Regions from separate parts of the Homo sapiens genome. Here region 2 is linked to region 1. The links are chromatin contacts, found by Hi-C or POLR2A ChIA-PET in ENCODE. All regions are on one chromosome and are shown on one strand. The core of a region is the stretch at or near the end of the contact, and the rest is flanking DNA. Distances in the headings are between cores, read along the strand shown.

What was found. A loop is a pair of places that touch in the nucleus more often than their neighbours do. ChIA-PET counts read pairs that join two places held with the same protein, here RNA polymerase II (POLR2A).
Region 2: a loop to region 1 is called in a map with no recorded cell type, with 11 times the contacts of the local background. The contact joins the enhancer-like site here to the promoter of PSMD14 in region 1. A Hi-C loop is called at or near these places in 1 of 37 single-sample maps with no recorded cell type. POLR2A ChIA-PET finds 5 or more read pairs at or near these places in 1 of 52 experiments (HEK293).

Annotation. Positions count from the first base shown.
Region 1 is chr2:161,305,205-161,311,619 of GRCh38, forward strand. It overlaps PSMD14 (proteasome 26S subunit, non-ATPase 14), which reads left to right and starts at 3,221. Exons shown (of 12, transcript NM_005805.6): 1 at 3,221-3,400. RefSeq lists an enhancer at 3,089-3,548.
Region 2 is chr2:159,930,083-159,936,497 of GRCh38, forward strand. PLA2R1 (phospholipase A2 receptor 1) reads right to left here. Exons shown (of 30, transcript NM_007366.5): 30 at 1,924-6,415. Among named protein-coding and RNA genes, the nearest start is that of LY75-CD302, 29 kb to the left of the region's middle. Within about 2 kb of position 3,654, at least 4 of the 41 ENCODE cell types and tissues checked have a DNase peak (open chromatin) inside an H3K27ac peak, as active enhancers do.

The DNA.
Region 1 (6,415 bases), core at 1,971-4,470:
TGAGTATGTCATCCCCTGCCTTTTGGCTTTCATGGCATCAACTGTAAATCTTATGGAGGATTATGTGATGAGTGGCTTCTCTCTTTGTGGCTTTTCTTCTTGAAAGTGGCCACTTTCAAGAGTCTCTCTTTGCCCTTGACTTTTAATCGGTTAATTACAATGTGTTGAGGTGTGGATTTGTTTATGTCACTTGGCATTTGTTAAGCTTCTTGGATGTGTCGATAAATATTTCTCATTAAATTTAGGAAGTTTTTGGCCATTCTTTTATTCAAGTATTATGCCTGCCCTTTTCTTTTTCTCCTCTCCTTCTGAAACTCCCATTACGCGCACGTTGGTGTGCTTGATTGTGTCCCACAGGACTTTGAGGCCTGTTGATGTTTCTTCTTTCTCTTTTCAATCTGTTGCCCAGACTAGATCATCTCAACTGACCTATATTGAAGTTTGCTGATTTTTTTTTTCTCCCTGCTCAAATCTGGGGTTGAGCCCCTCTAGTAAACTTTTCACTTTATTATACCTTTTTGTTATTTTATTTTTTTTTAAAAATTTAAAATTTGTCTCCGTCATGGCATATTATACTTTTTAACTCCAGAATTATTTGGGTTTTAAAAAATGATTTGTCTTTATCATCTATTTGATGAAACATCTCATACTTTCCTCTAGTTCTTTAGACATGGTTTCCTTTAGCTTTGTAACATATTGAAAATATCTGATTTAAAGCCTTTTTATCTAGTAAGTCCAGCATGTAGGCTTCCTCGGGTGAGTTTCTATTGATTAATTTTTATCCTGTGTATGAGCCATACATTCTTGTTTCTTTGCATGTATCTTAACTATTTTGAAAACTGAACATTTTAAATAATATAATGTGCAACACTGGAAATCAGATTCTACCCGCTCCCCAAGCTTCACTGTTATTTCTGTTTGTTGTAGCAGTTGTTGATTTAGTGACTTTTCTGAACTCATTCTTTTTTTTTTTTTTTAGAGATAGGGTCTGAGTTGGTGACTCAAGGGATCCTCTGGCCTTAGTTTACCGAGTAGCTGGGACTACACGTGTGCCACCGCACCTAGCTTATGAATGAATTCTTTAAAGTCTGCATTGTTTATTGTGTGTGACCACTCAGGTTTCTGCTCAGTTAGCTTAGTGGTCAACTAATGATTAGAGAGACAGGTTTTCTTAAACACCTTCAACCAAAAAATCTCCCAGTCTTTCCTGAGGGGTTTAGTACTTACGTTGGGACAAGCCTTCAACAATCAGCCAAGCACTTTACATTAGGTTGGTACCAAAGTAATTTCGTTGAAATGACAAAACCGCAATTTTTTGCACCAACCAACCAAATAATTCTGCCTTAGCCTTCACTTCTTGCTTCTGTAGTGCCTCAAGGTCACCCAGAGGTTAGAGCTCAGGGCCTTCTCAGGCCTATCTTGAGTGTTCACATAACCCTAGACATATGCACACCCTAAGCACCTTCTACAGTCTCAGGAATATGTTAGCGTTTTTCAAAGCCCTATGGACATCTTATTCCCCAGCTAAATACTTTAGTATGGCTGGAGCAAAAGGTGCTCCAAACAAAGTTTAAGGGTTTTTTTTTTTTTTGACCTTTATAATGAATGTTATGGGGAGCCACTAGTGGAATTTTAAATAAAGAAGGAGCATGACTACATATAGCACAAAAATTTTTACCAGTGAGGTGGAGAATGGATTAAAAGGAATCAGACCGAAGGCGGAAAGATCAAAGAGCATTCTAAAAAAGTAGCCTGGGGAACATGGTGAAATCCTGTCTCTACTAAAAAAATAAAATAAATAAAAACATAAATAAAAATTAACTGGGCATGGTGGCAAGCGCCTGTAGCCCTAGCTACCTAGGAGGCTGAAGTGGGAGGGTTGCCTGAGCCCGGGGACGGGATGTTGCAGTGAGCCCAGATGGCGCCACTGCACTCCAGCCTGCGTGACAAAGCAAGACCCTAACTCAAAAATGCATTAATAAATAAATACATATAAAATAAAATAAAATAAAAAAGAAGTGAGGAAGGTCTGAGTTAAGGCCAAAGTGGGGAGTATTTAGAAGGGGAAGTGGTGGATTGGAAAAGCTGTTATGGAGATTACACATTTCATGGTTTCTACAGTGGGGAGAGATGAAAAAGAGGCAAGTGTTCATACTCTTAAGTTTCTGATTAGGAAAATTATTTGGAGGACGGGGCTACTCACCCCCTCCTCCCATAAAAAATGAATAGAGAGGCATAGGTTTGGGGGGGAAGCATAAAGATGTGGATCCAAATATTACCTATGAGTAAAATAATCTTTGTGTTTTTAAAGGTATTAATATCTTAAAGCAATTGTGCTACTCAAATCACAGTTTGGATCCAGGCGCTGTAATCTTTCCTCACCCTCTGTCCAGTAGATTCATCACCATTCTCGATTTAGGAATGCTTTAAAGATGCTTGTTATTTGGAACATATTTGAGAAAGTGACAGGAACGTGGCAAACAAGCTGCCTTAAACAGAGACTGTACCTAGACCTAGAGTGTAATATCAACTTGTCAAGTATATCTTCTGCAACTTTGCTTTTTGAAAGCCTAGCACAAAGTAGATCATGAGTAAAATGTGATTGCCGATAATTACATGGAGAAATGTGAATAAATGACTCTTTAAACCCTGTAAACTAAACTCGGCTTAAAATAGGTGGTTTGAACATTTGGGAAACCTTAGTTTTCCCTGAAATCCAATCCTTGCAAAGCAATAATGACAAGAGGTGGATAAAGCGGACTTACAGAAAAGGGCGTCTTACCGGTCCCCTCTAATCACACCATCCCCCCTCTTTTAAAAAAATTTTCTTCTCAGATAACCAAGTTAAATCTAGCTCAAATGAACCTTTTAGTTTTTGAGGAGGGCAATAATAGTAGTGAACACCAAAACGAAAGGGGATCTGGGCTTCAAAATACTAACAGTTCTATTTCCTAGCCAGTCGTCTCCCGGGCTGGATGTGCCGCCGTCCCAGATCTCAGCGGCGGCCGCAGAGCGCAGAGGTAGGGAGAGAAAAAGGAGGCGTCGGCGGGGCGCGAGCGACCAGGGCGCTAAGTGCCGCCTCACAGTCCTGCCAGAGACAGGAGACGCCGGGCCGCCCGCGCCGTCTGTCCCAAGAGCTCCTCCTGGACATCCGCTTGACTCTCCGTCGTCTCCAATTGGCCGTCGGGGAACGGAAGCCGAAGCAAACTAGTGAACCCGGAAGTGCTTCGCGGCGGAGGCCCGGGCAACTCTTTTGAATGGAATCGGGCTGATTCATCGCCGGTTTGCAGACAGAGCCGCGTCGGGTGTGCGCCGCTGCTGCTGTTGCCTCTGTCTTCGCGTCACCACAGAGGCAAGACAAGGGTCCATATCGCGGCATCCGGCTCCCGCCCGTCTTCAGGTAAGACCCAGAAGGCAGGCCTGGGAGGTCTGGGGAGGCAGCCGTGCTAGGCCGCCGCCAGCCCCGTGCTTTCCTGAGTCACGTTGCCCAGCTGAGTTGCCACAGGAGGCCTGGGCCGCGAGGGAGGAGCCCGGCCTCCTTCATTCTCTTCGCCTGCTCTCAGGGCTCTCTGGCAGGGTCAGGTCTGGATGTCGCCTCCTTTCTCCATTCTTTTCTGTTTGGCCGAATTCACATCATGGGAACCTCTTCCATCTATATAGAGAGAATCCTTGTTTATGGCCTGTTTGTCTGTGCTCTATCCATAGTTGTTAACCGGTCTGCTTTGAAGTTTTTCAAAGCAGACCGGGAAAACAAGGGAGAGAGAGTAGAATTAACTTTCCCATTGAATACGTTTGTTTTATCTCTTGTCCTTCCTGTAAGCCTTAACCCTTTTTCTGTTAGTGTTAGGTTTTCAGCTCCCTCCAAAAAGTAAACAAAAGTCCTGCAGATACACTGCTTTTGGACCTTGAATATCTTAAAAACAAAGTGTGCTACTATGGCTGTTAACTTACTTTCAATATCATACTAATTGAGTAATTGTTGGTAAATTGATTACATTTCTCGTTTTAAGTAAAGTAGAAATCTGCTACCGTATGTTACATCTTGCAACTTAATTTTCCTGGGGATGTAGCTCTGTGTCTGTCAAAAGAAAAAGAATGTAAACTTTTGAGTCTATAAACCTAGTGACTGAAGGAAAAATTCTCGAGAAAATAAATGGTAATATAAGTTGATAAAATATTATGGAAAGGCAGGGGAAAGGGTTTAAAAATGAGCATAAAATAGAGTTATAGTGTGAAAGTGATTTTGTTCCACTGGTCACAAGTGTTTTTTTAGTGCTTCTGACTTAATGTGTTTGAGAAAAGCAGCAAGACATGCACTGATACTGTAGAAATAACAAAAACATGAACACAGTTTTAGTGGAGATGATTAATATAATGGTGGCCTTCCTGTCACGTAAGGCTACCTACCAGCTGACTCATTTGAAGTTTAGAGGTTAAGATATATAGTGGTTCTGAATTAACTACAGTTAAGGTGTGTTTAGTGAAGTGCTATTTAGTGAAAAAGGCTAAATGTTGTCTTGAATTTGTCCCTAAATCTTGCCAAGGGAAGAAAGTTTTCAAGTGATGATCTTTTATTGATGCTTCACCTGTTGACTTTGGGAGTTTTTGGTTTTTTGTTTTTTTTTCAGCCTAAAGTGCTTGGTAAATAATACATTGCCATTTTAATTTAGGCCGGGTGCGGTGGCTCACACCTGTAATCCCAGCACTTTGGGAGGCTGAGGTGGGCAGATCATGAGATGATCCAGCCTGGCCAAGACTAGCCTGGCTAACATAGTGAAAACCCGTCTCTACTAAAAGTATAAAAAAATCAGCCGGGCATGGTGGCACGTGCCTGTATTCCCAGCTACCTCAGGAGGCTGGAGGTGGAACCTGGGAGGTGGAGGTTGCAGTGAGCCAAGATCGCGCAACTGCACTCCAGCTTGGGCAACAGAGTGAGACTTTGTCTCAAAAAAAAGAGAAAAAGCTGAATTTTAATCTGTTTGACATGGGTTCATCTTATTTTCATACTGGCCATGTAAACCATGTGCTTGTTAATATATAGTTTGTGAACCATATGTATGAAAGTCAATAAATATTATTGCTGTTGTTATTGTTATTATCTTAGAAGTGGAAGAGATTAATCTAGTCCTCTTATTTCAGTAACAAGAAGCAACTGTGCTTTTTTAATTTTCAATTTTGTAGTAACGTTCATTTAATAATTCAGTGTCCACCTGTGAAAGCCTTGCCTGAATATCCATGTGATTTCTTGCTCAGGAACTTGTCATATTCCCTGTTTGTTGCAGTCATTTTGACATTTCGTATTCTGCTTTGTGTGTGATACTTTGGTGACCTTATTTGTGAAATGGGAGAACTTGATTAAATAATCTCTTCTAGTTCTAAAATGATAATAATAACAATTATAACAAGAATAGCAACGACAACATTTATTGAGTACCTTGGATGTTCCAGGCACTATAAATTGCTTTGGACGTATTTTTACAACAGACTTGCAAAGTAGATGTTATCCCCACTTTATAAATGAGGTCTAGAGTCTAGAAGAGGGTAAAAATTAGTGTCATATAGTGAGTAGGTGGTGACGCCGGATTCAAATTGAGGTCAACTGGTTCAAGAGCCTTTTTCACTCTACACTGCTGTCCTTTCCCTTTACATATTTTTTATGGGTTTGTGTCAAGCTGCTTCTACCCACCTGCCCCGATAGATTATAAATTCTCTCAGTGCATGCCACTAAATTTCTTGAGTCAGCCCTCCATATCTTTGGGTTCCGCATCTGTAGATTCAACCAACTACAAATTGAAAATATTTGGAAAAAAGTTGCATCTAGGCCAGGCGTGGTGGCTCACGCCTGTAATCCCAGCACTTTGGGAGGCTGAGGCTCAGGATCACCTGAGGTCAGGAGTTCCAGTCTGGCCAACATGGCGAAACCCCTTCTCTACTAAAAATACAAAAATACAAAAATTAGCCGGGCATGGGGGCGTGTGCCTGTAATCCCAGCTACTGGACAGGCTGAGGAAGGAGAATCGTTTGAACCTTGGAGGCAGAGGTTTCAGTGAGCTGAGATTGCGACACTACACTCCAGCCTGGGCAACAGAGCGAGACTCTGTCTCAAAAAAGGAAAAAAAAAATTGCATCTATATTGAACATGTATAGACATTTTTTTTCATTATTCCCTAAGCAATATAGTATAACTATTTGTATTGTATTTAATTGTATTAGTTATTATGAGTAATCTAAAAATGATTTTAAAGTATATAGGAGGATGTGCATAGGTTATATGCAAATAGGGTACTATGCCATTTTATATGAGAGACTTGTGTATCCATGATTTTGGTATCCTGGAACCAATTCCCCACAGATACAGATGGATGCTGAAATTAGGAGACTCCATAATAGATTATTATGATGAGTCTGTTCTCAC
Region 2 (6,415 bases), core at 2,404-4,903, 1.4 Mb before region 1:
GGAAGGGTGGGAGAGAGATGAGGGATAAAAGACTACACATTGGTGGCCAGGCGCGGTGGCTCACGCCGGTAATCCCAGCACTTTGGGAGGCCAAGGCGGGTGGATCACGAGGTCAGGAGATCGAGGCCATCCTGGCTAACACGGTGAAACCCCGTCTCTACTAAAAATACAAAAAATTAGCCAGGCATGGTGGCACGCGCCTGTAGTCCCAGCTACTTGGCAGGCTGAGGCAGGAGAATGGCGTGAACCTGGGAGGCAGAGCTTGCAGTGAGCAGGGATTGTGCCACTACACTCCAGCCTGGGAGACAGAGCGAGACTCCGTCTCAAAAAAAAAAAAAAAGACTACACATTGGTTACAGCGTACACTGCTTGCATGATGGGTGCACCAAAAATCTCAGAAATCACCACTAAAAAACTTACTCATGTAACCAAACACCACCTGTTCCCCCCAAACCCCTTGGAAATTATTAGATCCTCCTAGGGGTCTAATATACTCAAAGTCGGAGTCAGACTTTCTCTCAGTGCCAGACACGCCTACACGGAGGACTTAAATCCTAGCTAGAGATTTTTGGTGAACACGGAAATGAAATGAAGGAAGTTGTGCTTACAGCAGATCCTAATGATGTATCCACCTCACCACAGGGATGTCCTTGGAACCCTAAAATCATTTAGCCATATCCCTAGGAGCCTTGGCTTTGGAAGTGCAAGTCCCTTCTCCCAAAACTGCTGAGGACACCTGTCTCTGAGCCTGCTTCCATAGGGGACTGTTTCTCTTCCCACTCCTTCCTCAGCACCTCCGTGATTTCCTTTTTCAGACAAGTTAAATCAAGTTCCAATCTGACAGGTGGCCTGGGGAGCTATTCTCTTTCTTTCTTGCTTATTTATGCTCAGATCTATTCTGTGTGGATTCCAGAGTTCAGTTCTGAGGGAAAGTCTAACTTTCTGTACATGGAATAAGTCTCAAACACGAACAGCTGAAGCCGCAGCTTACCACTTACCTGTGCTGTGGGACCAGCCAAGCTACCTGTGAAATAAGGCAGTCCAGGCTGCTCCACCCATGGGTTCCCTCATACGCTTAGCACCAGTTGGTTGTGTTTGTTCCGAAATCCGTTAATGCCAATTGTACTAGACATTGTAATTATACAGTTTGTAAAACATAAAATAGGGCCAGGTGCAATGGTTCATGCCTACAATCCTAGCACTTTGACAGGGTGAGGAGGGAGGACTACTTGAGGTCAGGAGTTTGAGACCAGCCTGGGTAACAGAGTGAGACCCCGTCTCCACAAAAGTTTTTTTAAATAATAAGGTGGGCATGGTGGTATGTGCCTGCGGGCCCAGCTACTCAGGAGGCTGAGGGAGAAAGCTTGCTAGAGTCCAGGAGTTTGACATTGCAGTGAGCTATTATTGAGCAAGACAACTACAGATATTGAGGAAAGTTATACACATTTGGGGCTTGCACTCAAATTGTTCTACAGCTATCTTTATTTTTGAGACAGGGTCTCACTCTGTTGCCCAGGCTGGAGTGCAGTGGTGCAATCACAGCTCACTGCAATCTCAATCTCCCCCGGCTCAGCCTCCCAAGTAGCTGTACTACAGGCATGCACCACCACACTCTACTAACTTTTTTGTATTTTTTTCAGAGACAGGGTTTCATTTTCATTTACGAAAAACCAGAGATTGTGAACAACACCTTATAGATATACTTTATGCATAAAACCAACAGGAAGGAATATTAAAAGGAATGACATTGTCCCTACACCAAAAGATTAGTGGATAAATGTACGTTTATGTGTTCTAATAGAAAATAAAATGTTTAAACTAATGTTAAAACAATTCTTATGATTCCTTCCTTTAACTGACTTTTTTGATTTCCTGACCAACTAAGTCAGATAAGAGTGATTCAAATGCAGTAACAAATATAGGTTATTATTTAAGTGTAACGTTAACTTTACTTATTAATATGCAATTACAGATTATCTTCTAAAGCAATGCATAAACAAGTGGGCCTTCTTGCTTAATATCTCTTTTTTCTCCCTTCACTTCACTTGGGACGTTTAGTATAAGTTGCAGTAGCAATCGCAGGGAATTTCTACCTTGAGCACCAGTTTCACCAAGCTCTCCAGTCCTTGGCTGTGGTCAGGAGGGTCTGCTTCGTTCACGCACTGTCTGTTTGGTAGTGTGCAGAGATGGTTTTCTTTTGCACCTTTAGGTGTCATCTGGAGTAAAAGGGAAGGAAACAATTCCTTGTCTGATCAGAGGAGCCCTTGCTTAAGGACTGCCCGAGCCAGTGGCTTAGCACATCGATTAAGGCATGCTCTGTCCTGAAGTTTGTCCTCAGCCTCCACAGAACCACATTTTGGGCTAAGAACTCCAAAGCCCTTGGTGACTCACTGAGGCAACATGTCCTGTTACGTTTCCATTCCTCCCCATTCCTTTCTTTGAGTTTTTCCTTGTTCTGCCTTCTGGTTCTCTATCTCTCCGTCCCCCAAGTTCTGATGTCCACAGGGACAAGAACCCACTGTTTCCTAAATCTGTGAGTCGGGTTTCCAGCTCCTACCAAGCTCTGTATACTAAGAAGGTAAAAAGTAAAGTTTAAATAATCTCTTAGAAGTAGGAACTCAAGGAGCTCAAGTTAATTCACAAACAACAGTGTGAAGACAATAATAAAACCACAGTTTCAGTGCTAGGGAGGGCAAGGAGAAAACATTATAAATGGTCCTTTAACAATTTACAATTTGCTGTATTATATTAAAAATATATTTATTTGAAAAATATCCAGGAACATATACATTGGATCTAATATAAATAAGAGACTTAATGGGAGAAACAGAAACACATTTTACATTAATCTTGAAAAATCAATTTCCATTAATAGAAGCACAGGAAACAAGTTGAAAATAGCATAGATCATGATGTCTTTTTTTTTTTTTGAAGAAAAAAGATGGTATTGCTATTCATAATTACAAGAAATGGATGATAATATTTTAAATTAGTTAACTTTGGTCCATCATGCTTACTTCATGGTGTGAAGAAAACAGCACTTGAATGATTTTTTCCCTTAATTTGTTCTAAATTACAGCAAAGTGCTCTGCAAGAAACAAGTGCTTGTGTTAATTAATTCTGAGTAAAGAAGGTCACCGGTATACATAGGGTTCATTTTGTGGTTTTAGTTATTGGCATCCTTCTGCAATTAGAATTCGTCATTAGGTATTAGAGGAACATGCAGATTTTCACTTTTTTAAATCCAGAATTTCAGATTTAGGCACATTTTAAACTTTTTCTCTAAAAATATTCTGACCCCAAGCTAAAAACTTGCTTTCTAACTCAAAAAATACTAAAGAAAGCTGTTTATCTAACATTTCCTACAATTTAATACATATCACTTATCTTGTTAAGCCTTTCTCTACTTCTGACAGAATTAATCAGTCCCCTCTCCTTTTTTTTCTGATTCTCTTCTTCTTGATATTATTTATGTCACATTGCATTGCACTTATCATTTACATATTCCTCTCCCCTGAGACTGAGTTCCATGAGGGGAGAGATGGGGTGTTATTGGTATTTATAGCCTCTGAGCACAGGACACTCTCTGGGCCACAATAGGCTCTAAATAAATGTTTACTGATCATAATTGTTTATTGATATATTTTAAGTGCTGTCCATATACATTAACATAACAGTGCTTGCTAAGATACGTTAAAGTATGTAAGACTTCCCCATTTAGGTTTTCACTTTCTAAATCAGGGGTTGGCAAACTTCCTGTAAGGGTCCAGAAAGTAAATATTTTAGGCTTTGCAGGCCATTCGGTCTCTGTTGCAACCACTCAGCTCTGTCATGGAAGCATGAAAGCAGTCATGCACAGTATGTGAGTGAATGGGGATGGCAGCATCCCAATAACTTTATTTCCAAAATAGGCTGCAGGCTGGATTTGGCCCTGCCAACTCCTGCTCTAAATCCTTATTTTGAAAGGTGGGGAAAGAGGGAATAAATATTCCAAGCATGTATCTTGATAATCACTACAGTCAAAGTTTCTTATAAATGTTGGCAATAAGAATTATGATGTACATGCCATTTTGGAAATGTCTCCAAATTTTTCTTCTCCAAGAACAAAATGGAAACTAAGTGAGTTTTTCCCTGCTGTACCCTATTAATACTAAGGCACGAGGTTGTAGGGGATAGCAGGACTATGAGAATTAGAAGTACTGACAAGTCAGGGAAGTGACACAAAAGAAGAATGCAGGGAAAAGAGAGCAGATGGAAGTGAGCATGGCCTGCAGCAAGACGTGTCTGGCTCCTAATCCTACAGCGGATGGTGTGTTAGGTAAGTTGGAGACACACAGGGTTTTGCCCTGCTTCTCATCTGAGACATGAGAGAAAAAATGTCATATAGCAGTGGTCCTCAAACTTTTTGGCTAGCATACAAAATTGTTAAAAGAATCATGAAAGAAGGCATATTGCTTCACGAATTTCTAAGTTGACAGCCAAAATTTTTTATAATTAGGATGCAATTTTCAGAATATTATAAATAACAACATGTAAAAATAAAAGTGCCTTATCACCCTTTTAATATATCCAGTGGTGTCTAATATCATAGCAAAATGTTAACTTTTTATATTGAAATGATTTTAGGTTTACAGAAAAATTGCCAACTTAGTCCAGAGAGTTCCTGTACAGCCTCCTTCAGCTTCTTCTAATGGTACATCTCATAAAACCATGGTATAATCATCAAAACAAAGAAACTAATACTGGTACAATACTATTAATTAAACCATAGACTTTATTTTACTTTCCCATTTTCCCATAATGACCATTTTCTGTTCCATGATCCATTTGAGGATTTCAACTTGCACGTAGTTGTCATGTCTCTTTAGTGTCCTCCAATCCTTGACATTTCCTCAATCTTTCCTTATCTTTCATGACCAGGACACTTTTGAAGTGATCATTTATCTTGTGGAATGTCCCTCAACTTGGATTTGTCTAATGTTTTTTCATGATTGAGATTATGCATTTTGGGGAGGATACCAAAGAAGTCATGTGCCCTTCTCAATGCCATACCAGGGGGTACATGATGCTGATGTGGCTTATTACTGCTTCTGTTAACCTTGATCCCTTGATTAAAGAAGTTTCTCTACTGTAAAGTTATTACTTTCTCTTTGTAATTAGTGATTATTTTGGGGAAAATACTCTAAGGTTATGCAAATATTCTGTTTTTCCTCAAACATTCACCCACTAACTTTTGCACCAACTGGTAGGTCTTGCCAACAATTATTACTGTTGTGTTTTCCTGATAGTGATTTTTGTTTCTCCCATTTCTTCTACATTTATCAATTGGAATTTACTGGGGAGAAGAACTGTTTCTTCTTTTCATTCATTCATTCACTCATTCAATTGTTTACATCAGTATGGACACACAGATATTTATTGTGTGGGTTATAATCCAATATTATAATTTTTTATTGTTTGCTCAAATTGTTCCAGCATTTCCACTGGAGAGCTCCTTCAGGTTGGTTCCTGTAGCCTTCAGACATGTGCCATCTTTTTGTGAGCACCTCCTTATTTTCTGCCATCACAAGATATTCCAGTTTCATCTTGTATTTTCCTGCCTTAGACCTGCAATCAACCACTTTCTCAAGAAGCCTAAGTTCCTTTGACTGGAGATACTACAACAATTTGAATTCTATCATAATCTATTTAAAAATAGAAATAACCTCTTCAGCAGTCAGAGATATTACTTTCTTTCAATCTTGTATTTCCATTCCAACTCCCCCACAGAATTTTATCCTAATGAGATATACTTTAATTTGTGAAATATTTTATTCATTACCTTGTCATATTTTCCTGCAGTAAAAATATGTATATAAATTAATTTTTTTTTTTTTTTTTTTTTTTTGAGAGAGAGTCTCGCTCTGTCGCCCAGGCTGGAGTGCAGTGGCGCCATCTCGGCTCACTGTAAGCTCCGACTTCCAGGTTCATGCCATTCTCCTGCCTCAGCCTCCCGAGTAGCTGGGAATACAGGCACCCGCCGCAACACACAGCTAATTTTTTTGTATTTTTAGTAGAGACGGGGTTTCACCTTGTTAGCCAGGATGGTCTCGATCTCCTCACCTCGTGATCCACCCGCCTCGGCCTCCCAAAGTTGCTGGGATTACAGGCGTGAGCCACCGCGCCCAGCCTAAAATTATTTTTTAAGAAGTCCCTGTGAACATAGGCTCTAAGTATTACACATTTTCTTCTATATTGAGTTGTCATTTCAATTATTGTTAGTATACAATTGATCAGAACAAAATAAATATGTTACAAAGATTAAGATAGTATATGTCAAACTAAAATGATAGCAAATGGATCTGTTAATGAAATGGATATATCATAGATAAAAATTAATTAGTATTAAAAACTGCTAGTATAAATCAAGGTTCAG